Regions from separate parts of the Homo sapiens genome. Here region 1 is linked to region 2. The links are chromatin contacts, found by Hi-C or POLR2A ChIA-PET in ENCODE. All regions are on one chromosome and are shown on one strand. The core of a region is the stretch at or near the end of the contact, and the rest is flanking DNA. Distances in the headings are between cores, read along the strand shown. Region 1 overlaps TRERF1 (transcriptional regulating factor 1). Region 2 overlaps TRERF1 (transcriptional regulating factor 1).

What was found. A loop is a pair of places that touch in the nucleus more often than their neighbours do. ChIA-PET counts read pairs that join two places held with the same protein, here RNA polymerase II (POLR2A). Pooled maps may share reads with other maps.
Region 1: a map of CD8-positive, alpha-beta T cell shows a loop between it and region 2 (2.0-fold over the local background). The contact joins two enhancer-like sites. A Hi-C loop is called at or near these places in 5 of 168 maps with a recorded cell type or tissue (CD4-positive, alpha-beta T cell, CD4-positive, alpha-beta memory T cell, CD8-positive, alpha-beta T cell and 2 more), 12 of 37 single-sample maps with no recorded cell type and 15 of 50 pooled maps. POLR2A ChIA-PET finds 5 or more read pairs at or near these places in 24 of 52 experiments (A549, CD4-positive, alpha-beta T cell, CD4-positive, alpha-beta memory T cell and 17 more).

What each region holds. Positions count from the first base shown.
Region 1 is chr6:42,427,097-42,432,788 of GRCh38, forward strand. The region is part of intron 2 of TRERF1 (transcriptional regulating factor 1); the gene reads right to left. Among named protein-coding and RNA genes, the nearest start is that of TRERF1, 22 kb to the right of the region's middle. RefSeq lists an enhancer at 2,176-2,265. Within about 2 kb of position 1,360, at least 10 of the 41 ENCODE cell types and tissues checked have a DNase peak (open chromatin) inside an H3K27ac peak, as active enhancers do; they include CD4-positive, alpha-beta T cell, CD8-positive, alpha-beta T cell and natural killer cell, where a contact is called at or near this core.
Region 2 is chr6:42,386,485-42,391,984 of GRCh38, forward strand. The region is part of intron 2 of TRERF1 (transcriptional regulating factor 1); the gene reads right to left. Among named protein-coding and RNA genes, the nearest start is that of TRERF1, 63 kb to the right of the region's middle. RefSeq lists an enhancer at 3,889-4,038. Within about 2 kb of position 4,012, at least 7 of the 41 ENCODE cell types and tissues checked have a DNase peak (open chromatin) inside an H3K27ac peak, as active enhancers do; they include CD4-positive, alpha-beta T cell, CD8-positive, alpha-beta T cell and natural killer cell, where a contact is called at or near this core.

The DNA.
Region 1 (5,692 bases), core at 110-2,609, 38 kb after region 2:
GATCACTTGAGGCCAGAAGCTCGAGACCAGCCTGGTCCATGTAGCAAGAACCTATCTCTATAAAAAATACATAAATAAATTTGTTTTTAAAAAAGAACTAAGGCTTATTCACCTAGGGCACATAAATGCTTAGCAAATGAGAAATACGTTCTTTGGTTTATTGTTTGTTAAATTTTGATGGAGACAAGGTCTCACTCTACCACCCAGCTGAAATTCAATGATGCAATCATAGCTCACTGCAGCCTCAAACACCTGGGCTCAAGAAATTCTCCCACTTCAGCCTCCCAAGTAGCTAGGACTATAGGCGTGCACCACTATGCCCAGCTAACTTTTTTGTAGAGACAGGATCTCACTATGTTGCCCAGGCTGGTTTTGAACTCCTGGGCTCAAGGGATCCTCCTGCCTCCATCTTCCAAAGCACTGGGATTACAGGTGTGAGCCACCTTGCCCTGCCTTACTTTTTTTTTTTTTTGAGACGAGGTCTCATTCTGTCACCCAGGCTGGAGTGTGGTATGCCATCTCGGCTCACTGCAGCCTCCACCTGCCAGGCTCAAGCAATCCTCCCACCTCAGCCTCCCGAGTAGCTGGGACTACAGGTGTGTGCCACCACACCTGGCTAATCTTTGTATTTTTTGTAGAGACAAGGTCTTCCTATGTTGCCCAGGCTGGTCTTGAACTCCTAGGCTCAAATGATCCTCCCGCCTCAGCCTCCCAAAATGTTGGAATTACAGGCATGAGCCACCACACCCAGCACATTCTTTTTAATATATATAAAAAAAAAATCAGACTCTTGACACCATCATTAGGAGGTATGTATACCTTGAACAGTTTCTTCCATGAAAGAGATAAGATTACACCAAGTCATATACACCCTAGAGCTAAGGTAAGTATCATGCAGCCACTGCTTGCAGTGGGAAACAGCTGGTAAGAGCTTGGCATGACATCTAGGGCCGGAAATAGGAGTCAAGTCTGGGTAACCAGTCAAGATGCTGTAATAATCCCCAAGTGGGGCTCAAAGTAGGATTTTGGCCTCCTGAGCCTTATATTCTAAGCAACTAAGCTACAGGCCCAGACTGACTAAGGTGAAATCATTTCATTTATTTTCTATGTAACTTCTGGTAGGGACAATGCATCGGAAAACAATTGTAGGCTCAATGATTTTCCCCTTAATTTATCAGTACCATCTGCATTATAATGTAACTGAATATTTTTAGTTCTGCAGACTTGATTATTCAGAGGCTGATCATTCAGCTGTTGGCTTTTTGAAGCTCATTATGGCCCGAGTACCCGAAGACAGGAGAGAGGAAATGAAAGGAGGTGAAACTCAAATCAGTGGGCGTTGCTACTTTATTAGCAGATGAGACACCAAGATTGGGGTGGAGGGGGTGCGAGAGGGTGAAACCCCAGGTCTCCAGAGCTGAGGCTCTCTTCAGGCAGCTTTTATCAGATTCACACATCTTACATCACAGCACACTGACAGTCTGTCAATAATTCTGTGAGACTGGCCTATCCCCATAGTGATCCAAGACTATCACTAAGCTCCCTTCCTTTGTTCATATGGAAAAACCAAAACTCCAAAGGAGATTAACAGTTGAAGCCTTGAGGCCTAGAACCAACCCTTGCCCTGCAGAAGTCAGAGGACAGGTCAGCCCTGACTCCGAAAGGCCTGAGGATGGATTCATTTAGGGAAATGTTTAGAAAAGAATGCTGGGAGGAGTCTAAGCCACTTCCTCATGAAGCCCTGCCTCCCTCTCCCTCCCTTCCACACATTAATTATTCCCAGCAGGCCTTCCCACTTCCCAGGAACCCACAGATAGAGAAGTCCAATACACTGGCTCTGAGCCCTGGGTCACACCCAAGGTCCCCTGGCACTGTCCCTCTCGCAGCAGGCTGAGCTGTGGTTGGAGACTTGACTCCGGTCCCAGGCCCACATGCCCTTCAACCCCATCTGTGCCCAGCAGGCGCTGGGTGAATGTTACTGAACAAATGAATGAAAGCCACTCATTATTTTAAGTGAAAACTAAGTCACACCCAAGGAGGACCACACTCCTAATTTCTCTAGTGACAGTATTCCTCCAGCTGAGCCATGCAAAATGCACCTCACTTCTCTCTCCTTTCCTCTCCAGTCTGCTTCCTTTTTTCTTCCATCCTGAGCACTGGTGTCTGGAGAAACCCCCTGCCCTGGGAAGGTAGCATTCTCTTCTCTGGCTGACAACAGACTTTCCCGTGGATGGACCCTGCGAGGTCTGGGAAGCCCTACTCACCTCAACCCAGTAGGCTCCGGGCCGTCCTAAGTGAACCAACCACAGGAGAAAACCACGGAGGGGGGGAAATGGAAGGAAGCACCCCCTGCTACCGCCTCCTCTCACTTTCTCCGGGGCCTTAGCTCTGTCAGATTTTGAAGCATAATGAGTTTTGTTTCATAACAGTCTTAAATGAACTGGAAGGGGGAAGGGGATGACAATGATAAAAATCTTAATTAAAAAAAATTCCTACAGGCAAAGAGATTATCCAGATCCTGAGATGTGATAAAAGTCTGTTGAGCTGGGGGCCCTCCCGAGCCCCCAAGGACACAGCACTGGACATATATTTACGGAGCGCCTACTGTGTGCTGGGCACTCTTCCGAGGGCTTCGGATGCAGCAGTGAACAAACCCATTCTAGGAGAGGGAGGACTGGCAACAAAGATAATGAACAAGCAAACTACAGAGGACGGGAACAGGCTGAAGTGTTTTGGAAGAAAAGGAACAACAGAGCAAGTAAAGGGGATGGGTCATTCGGGCGAAGGTGTGGCGCACCTAACTGGAGAGGTGAGGAAAGCCCTGTTGAGAAAGAGACAGACTTCTGAGCCAAGACTTGAAAGAGGGCCGGGAGGGAGCAATGCAGATGAGTATCTAGGTTCTGGAAGAGCAACCCCAGCAGAGAGGACGGCTGTGCAAAGGCCCTGAGGCAAGCGCATACCAGATATGGGGCTGGAGAGGAGGAATGAGGAGGAGAGCTGTAGAAAGACAGGGCCTCAGGGGGGCTAAGGACTACTGTATGGACTCTGGCTTGTACTGCTTGGTGGGGGCCGCTGATGGGTTGTAAGCAGGAGAGAGACAGGTTTCCTTGTCATTCTCTGCCACCCCATCCCATCATTCTTCCTGGTAATCTCCCTTGATATCATTTAATAAATATGGCTCAAAGCCCTCTCAGACTTCTGGTGATGAGTTATAAACTCAAACAATCTTAAGAAAACCGGCAAGTCCCACACCTACTGCCCCCCAAAATCAGTATTAGACCATCTTCCCTCACTCCAAAAAGCAAGGAGTTGAATCTTTTTTCTCTTAAGAGCTGCTGACCAAGAGAAGAAATAGAAAATGTTAATTAATAAGCCAGGCGCTATGGCTCATGCCTGTAATCCCAGCACTTTGGGAGGCCAAGACGGGTGGATCACTTGAAGTCAGGAGCTTGAGACCAGCCTGGACAACATGGTGAAACCCCTTTTCTACTAAAAATACAAAAATTAGCCAGTCGTTGGCTGGGCGCGGTGGCTCATGCCTGTAATCCCAGCACTTTGGGAGGCCAAGGTGGGTGGATCACGAGGTCAGGAGATGGAGACCACCATCCTGGCCAACATGGTGAAACCCCGTCTCTACTAAAATACAAAAAATTAGCCAGGCGTGGTGGTGCATGCCTATACTCCCAGCTACTTGGGAGGCTAAGCAGGGGAATCGCTCGAACCCAGGAGGCGGAGGTTGCAGTGAGCCAAGATTGTGCCACTGCACTCCAGCCTGGAGACAGAGCAAGACTCCATCTCAAAAAAAAAAAAAAAAATTAGCCGGGTGTTGTGGCAGGCAACTGAATCCCAGCTACTCGGGAGGCTGAGGCAGGAGAATGGCTTGAACCTGGGAGGTGGAGGTTGCTATGAGCTGAGATTGTGCCACTGCACTCCAGCCTGGGTGACAGAGCAAGACTCAGTCTCAAAAAAAAAAAAAAAGAAAAGAAAAGAGAAGAAAATGTTAATCAATAACTAAAGACAAGGGAAGAGTAATTTCATTCAGCAAATTTTTTCTTGAGAGTGCAAAAGCTAAAAAGCTTGTTTTTAGACTAAAAATGGAAAAAATTTATTCAATAAATAGAAGACATTTTAAAATACAGGCTACTTAACATATATATAACTAGCAATTAATAGAAAGGAGGAAAGCGAGAGATGGAGAAAAAAGGGAAGGTGGGTAGGTAGAAAGATAAGAATGGAAAATAGAATGACAAGTACAGAGAGGAAAATGGAGATATATGTGGAAAAGTACAGAAGGCTCCAAACAGAGAGGCAGAAAGAAAAAGGAACTGAAGTTCCACAGGGTCTGAGGTTTCTTACTCTTCATTCACTCCCTGCAGTTTATTAGGTCCAAAGCACCAGCGCTTAATCCTTTCATTCCCTACTGCCCTGTGGCTGCCCTGATACTCCAATTAGTGGGCCCTCTATTTACACCTCTTTATCCTTACGCTAAGTAGAACTGGAGGAAGGGAGGGAAGAGAGATTAAATTACTCTTCCTCTCAAAACTGGAAAGGCAGTGGCCCAGCCAACACTAGCCGGTCAAGCCAGAGGTGGCAGCAGAAATTCCCTTGTCACTCAATACACACCAGGGACCCCCCAACCCCACAATAGATACAATATAAGCCACTAGGCAACCTTACCTTCTCAAGCTATAAAGTGAGCCGCCATGTCTGAGACCAGGTCCCAAATGCACCTTCTGTCAATGGAAGCTTCTGTCCCAAATTGTCCCCACCTTCATGTCCCTCCCCCTACCCGATGAGAAAGAAAAAAAGGCCCAACTAACAGAAGACTGAGGAAGCCCTGAAATAAGCTAAAATGGTTAGAAAGAAAGTGATAATAAATGAGAACGATGAGCTCATGGTAGTATAGTATAGCAGTTAACAGTACAGGCTCTAGGGTCAGAATGCATGGCTCAGCTCTGCCACTGACAACTGTACCATGGGCAAGTGACCTATTCCCTCATGCCTCAGATTCCTCTTCTCAAAAAAGAGGACCAGTAATAATACCTGTGCCCTAGGGCTCTTGGGAGAATTAAAGTCAGTATTATACAGCATGTAAAAGAATTGTCTGGCACGTGGTGAGCATTATATGAATATTTCTCAAGAAATAAAAATACTTTTTAAAAAGGAAAGCTTCTTTCTGAACCATCCAAGAGAGAAAAGGTCTATAGTTTTATTTTTGTACATGCTATATGCATAAAAACAATCACTACTGATTAGTATTTTCAACTCTGATCATTTCTACTCCACACTTTTAAAATATGAATAAAATGCTTCAGCAAAAATATACAAAGACATTTGTGGCGGTATTATTCATAAAAGCAAACTGTGTGAAATGACCTAAGTATCTGACAATTGAAGAAAATGTGAGTAGATCATAAAAGCCATAACAGGGAGCTTGTGCAAATATTAAAAAATCACATGATGGGCCAGGCACAGTGGCTCACACCTGTAATCCCAGCACTCTGGGAGGTTGAGGTGGGTGGATAACTTGAGGTCAGGAGTTTGAGACCAGCCTGGCCAATATGGTGAAACCCTGTTCCTACTAAAAATACAAAAATTAGCCAGACGTGGTGGCAGGCGCCTTGTAGTCCCAGCTACTCAGGAGGCTGAAGCAGGAGAATCGCTTGAAGCCAGGAGGCAGAGGTTGCAGTGA
Region 2 (5,500 bases), core at 2,762-5,261:
AGAGGACCAAAGACTCCCCCAATGGGTAGAATAGATAGAAAAGCAAGAAAAACCCAAATTGTAGCACTTGGCATGGAGCGTGGACAAAAGGCACTGGATTAGAGAATTAATGTTAGGGGACAGGTCTGTGCAGCAACAAGACATGATGGAGAAATGTTAGAAGGAAAAGGTGGAAACACCTCTAAGCTGCAAAATTATCACAGATGGATCAAGAAGCCAACTCCTGGGACCCTTCCGGATCTTTGGTTGGGAAGCTCTCTGGAGCTGGGGGGTTGCATTTCAGCAGAAGGATGTTCTTCTCACAGCCCAGTGCTGAGACACTGCTCTCTCTGAGGATGAGATGCGCAGCAACTAAGCTCTTAGGTCAAGATTTCACAACTATTGACATTCAGGCTGATCATTCTTTGTTGGAGATGGGGTTCCTGTACATGTAGGATGTTTAGCAGTATCCCTGGCCTTCACCTATCACTTGCCAGCACCCCCTACCATCATCACCACCATCACCAATTATGACACCCAAAAATATCTGCAGACATTGCCAAATGTCCCCTGAAGGCAAAAACCACCCCGACTTGAGAACTACTGTCCTAGATGAATTAAGTCTAAATTTTTATTTATTTTGGGGGATTTAAAAAAATTTTTTTGCTGTTGTTTTATACACAGGATCTAAGAATTAAGTCTAATTTAACAAAGGTGGGCCACTGGGGGTAAACCCACTCTGCCCCAAGAAATGTTATCTATTTCCTTTTCACTGCCTTTTCTCAGAAGTTTCAAAATACAAATCTAAGGAAATGCAGAAACTAGAACATCAATATTTAGCTCACACGCTGCAAACTTCTTACTAGCGAAGTCCAAGCCTGCCTAAGGGCCGAGAAGCTCCAGCCAGACTTAGCTTTCTTTCCTTCTTTCCCTATTCTGTAGCCCCTCCAACATATCCCCTACCTACCAGCCTTTACCTTTTACTATTAAGTTACCCCCCATTTCCTTTACGTTCTTCCACAACCTTGTGGTTTACTCTGGCACAAGAACATCTTTCAGGCTGGCATGCACTGGTGGTTAATGACAAGGTGGTTTTCTAAGCCACAAACTCTATTAATTTTATGTTCAAATGCACTCGCTCTGTTCATGGGTGAGTGTGGGAGGCAACGCCTCCCCAGTGCTGAACACTGAATTCATTATAGTACTTCAATAATCAAACAAAGATAGTGAATCACTTTTTAATTGGGGGAAAAAAGCCAATTTCATATGTTCACATTCGGGGCCACATTTCCCACAAGAATTTTTACATCAGTAAACCAAGATGCTACCTTTTTTATTTTATTTTATTTTATTTTATTTTTTGAGACAGGGTCTGGCTCTGTCGTATAGGCAAGAGTGCAGTGGCACAATCTCAGTTCACTACAACTTCTGCCTCCCAGTCCCAAGCCATCCTCCCATCTCAGCCTCCCGAGTAGCTGGAATCACAGGTACATGCCACCACGCTTGGCTAATTTTTACATTTTTAGTAAAGACAGGGTCTCACTTTGTTGCCCAGGCTGGCGATCTTCCCGCCTCCACCTCCCAAAGTGCTGGGATTACAGGCATAAGCCACTGCACCCAGCCCAAGACACTGCATTTAACATGAAAGATTCTAGCCAGCGAGCTGCCTGGCTATCAGGGTATCAAAACCAATTGGGAGATAAGAGAACCTGGGCTGAACTCAAATAAATGTTGTTAAAAGATGCAGTTTTGATTTCTTTCTTTTTTTTTTTTTTTTAGGCAACTTTATTCAGGCAGTACTGGAACAGGATGGGAAATACTAACATGAAGTTGGGTTCGAATTATTTTTCACCTGTTTTTAATCATCTATTACACAGGTAGATGGTGCCCAACCTTCAAAACCAGAAGACTAGGAAAAATACGAGCTCAGCACACTTACACAGTCTCAACTCAGTGCTGGCTGGCCTGGCATCAAGTCCGCACAGTTGCCGCCAACCACAGTCAAGTTGGTACAGCTGCCATAGAAAGCTGAAAATCAGACTGCCACGAGATCTGCCTGAAAGTTCTCTGTACATTCCCCCAAGTTTCATCCACCTGAAAAATGCCAGTTACCACCACCTAGAACACCTTTAAACAGCTTGGTGGCACTGCCAGAGTAAGAGACACCTAAGGCTTGGGTTTTTCAGAAGGTGAGGATTCCGTTAGTAAGTTGATTAGAACTCCCAGAATTAGCCCAGCAGTGTCAAACAGCCATGAGAGGCAATCGGCTTGGTTTTTAAAAATGGTTTCAGTCTCATGCTCTATGTGTTCCATTCATTGTGTACAACTTCACTGAATTAGCAGACAGTCCAGCTTATGGCTTCCATGCCTCCACCAAACAAGATTAGAGAAAAAAACAAAACAAAACAAAACAGAAATGAAACCACAGGAAGGCAGGCAGGTATCCAAGTCATGGGCCCCAGTGTGGATCAGTTTGGATGCACTGTGTGCCTACAGGGTCTTGCAGGTGAAAACAGCCTCTGTTACTGAATCCTTCCACCAAGACTGGAACCTAGACACTCAGAGCAGGCCTTAAACACAATCTGAGAATGACAAAGACAAAATACCATGGACATAAGATAGAATTGGAGAGAGGGGGTACTTAAAAAGAAAAAATCAAGACAACCATTAGCTTTTCTTTAAAATAGCCCACTCCCTGGTGCACTTCCAGTAGAATACAGTTGACACTGAAATCTGTAAGGCTGTGGCACAGGCAAGAAGCGAGGTACCTCTGTGTGTCAGTGGCCAGTCTGCCTATCTATCAGCAAAGCTGGAGGATTCCGGGTCAGGATGTGCCCTGGACAAGGGAAAGCTGGCCCTAGAGAGACATTCTATTGCCAGGCTACAGACCACACTCCAAGCCCAGCTCTCTCAGAAACTGATGCCAGTGAAGGCAACGTGAGAGACGCAGGCTGTGACAAGAGTGAACTAAGAGGCAGGACACTGCTCCATCACTTTGGGTCACTGCTGGAGGTCCCCATTGTCCATCTCTCCATTGGCATCCCTTAGTGTTAAATAAGACTGGACCAGTGACCCAGCACGGAGCCTCTGAACCCCAAAGAATGTGCCCAGTAAGCATGGGCTCACCATTCCTGTTTTCATTCTTTTATTATTAATATTATCCAGCCGTCATTGATTAAGCACCTATAATGCCTTCCCTCCCAACTTCAAACACTTGATAGGAAGGTAAAGTGAGGCAATTCAGGTGAAGCCCACACAAACACATAGCTCTTATCATTAGCACAGCTATTATTGTGAGCTCAAACCCACTCAAAGCCCCTACAGAACTAACTCAACCTGAGTTAAGTGAGCTAAAATATCCCAAGAGGGAGTGCCTATCAGAAGCTTCATTTCTCAGGACCACGTTTGCTCTTCAAATGAGAAGCTAGTTGTCTAAAGGAACAATCTCTCTCTCCATCTGGCCAGCCAGTGACTTGTCCCTTGTATGTGTGAAATGTGCCTTCCCCAACAGGAGGCATTTTAAGCTTGACGGGGTTTTGTTAAAGTTAATATACGTGGGCCCTTTACAATCCTGGAAACTAATTATTGAATCGCCTCTCTCCTTCTTCAAGTCATCAGGTGGAAATGAAAAACGGAGGTAGAAGCAGAGAAAGAAAAAGTGTCGGGGGAGAATTCTACTTTCCCCACGTCTTCGAGTACAAGAGCTAATCTAGTCCTACAAACGAAGATATACAAGAGGCACAATTTAAATAACTTTCCCAGCCTTTAATTAAGCAAAGTAGAGTGAAAGGATCAACAGCCTCTGACATGAATTTGCATACCTTTTGCCAAGTTCTGTGTGTGTGGAGGGGGAGTCACATCTTCCCCAAACTTGTTTCACACTCACTACTCATTCTCTCCACAGGCCTCATAAGAGGCACAACCATTTAAAACAAACAAGAGCTTCTAACCCAACCATTTGAGAGAGCTATGTGATTTTAAAAAGAAAAAAAAAGGTCAACAGCGTTCTGAGTACATATCGCAAGCTTTGTTCTACTCGCTTCCCCACTTCCTGTTGCTTCCTCACCTCGTAACTTTTTATTTTTGAAGCCTATGCGTTCGCACTGGTATCACTGTAAGGTTTCAGTGGGAGGCCGTCGGAGAGACCAGGATGAGGAGGCTCTGTACTGTTCTGAGACAGACAGGACCGTACGAAAGACAGAAATCACAACCGCCCGGCCCTCAGGAAAGTACAGCCAAAATTTCACCGCTCCCGTCAACAGTGGGGGTGCTAGGAAAACAGTTGTGGGCGAGCTTTACTTTGTGGGGAGCACACTGTGTGGGCAATGGTCACTTAACCATTAGTTAGTACCAAGTGGCTTACAGCTGGGGGCAAGGGGAAAAAACACTTGACACCCACAGACCAAGAAATACACGAGCCGGCTCTGCAGGTTACTAGGGCCTCTCCAAACACCTGCCCAAGCCCTGCACTCCAGGGAGGGATCACCACTGGGAAAAGGAACTGAAAGACTGAAATGCTTTGTGAGTGGGACCCTGTCTTATCTCCAGCTTAGAACAGAGGTCAGAACAAAAGGGGGACATGGACACCATTTGGCCAGACCCTTCCTGTTACAGAGGACACCAGGACCAAGAGCTGTTATCACAAAGCTAATTTACTCACAGGAGACCAGGTATTGGATCCCAGTTCTCCCATCTCCCAGAACAGGGCTTTTCGAGATCTTCTCAAACGAACATGGAGCAGGTGCTCAATAAATGTTGGCTCAGCTACACTGGACTGCAATGCATGGTGGGTGGAGAGTGCAACCCTAAAATACTTTTTGTCTGATACCAGGAGGTCCCATCTTCCAGAAGATGTTTTGGGGGTTAGAGTAGCCTGTCCTCATAATCTACTCTGGCTCTTAAATGCCTAGGGTTAAGGACTGCCCTTCAACAGGTCCCTAAGCTAGACTGTTGCACCCATCTGCCATTATTTCCCAGCCGGGGGGAACAATTCTGGGAGACAGGGTGATATTGCACAAGTCACAGGGCAGGGAATGAAAAGCTGGGCTCCAGCCTCTGGTGAACAGTCTCAGCAGATGGCCTCAGGGAGTCCTCCTGCCCACACCCACCACCCCCATGCCTTCCTGCATCCACGTGTACCCTTTGAACACGATCTCTAAGAAGCTGCTGGTCCTGTGGGCCTCGGATCCTAAGAGCCTATACTCTCCCATCTGCTGGCCACCACAGAGCTCATTCTTCTGCCCCCACCTTCACCCTCAGCCTTCCCGCCTACTCTACCTGCCTAGAACATCTGTGGGCCCTCAGAACATGGAGCAGTGGGCTGGAGGGTTCTATGTACATTTCTACCTAATTTGAGTTTACCATGAGCTCTCGATGTGTCTTCTGGAATCCTCCCCACAGAGTAAAGCTTTGCTCCCAAAATAAAATAAAACTTAAAATGTGATGAAGGCCTGTATGTGCCAGGTGCTTGGCCAGGGTCAGGCTGGGCTGTGTCTCAGGAACTGGGAGAAAGACATCCAGA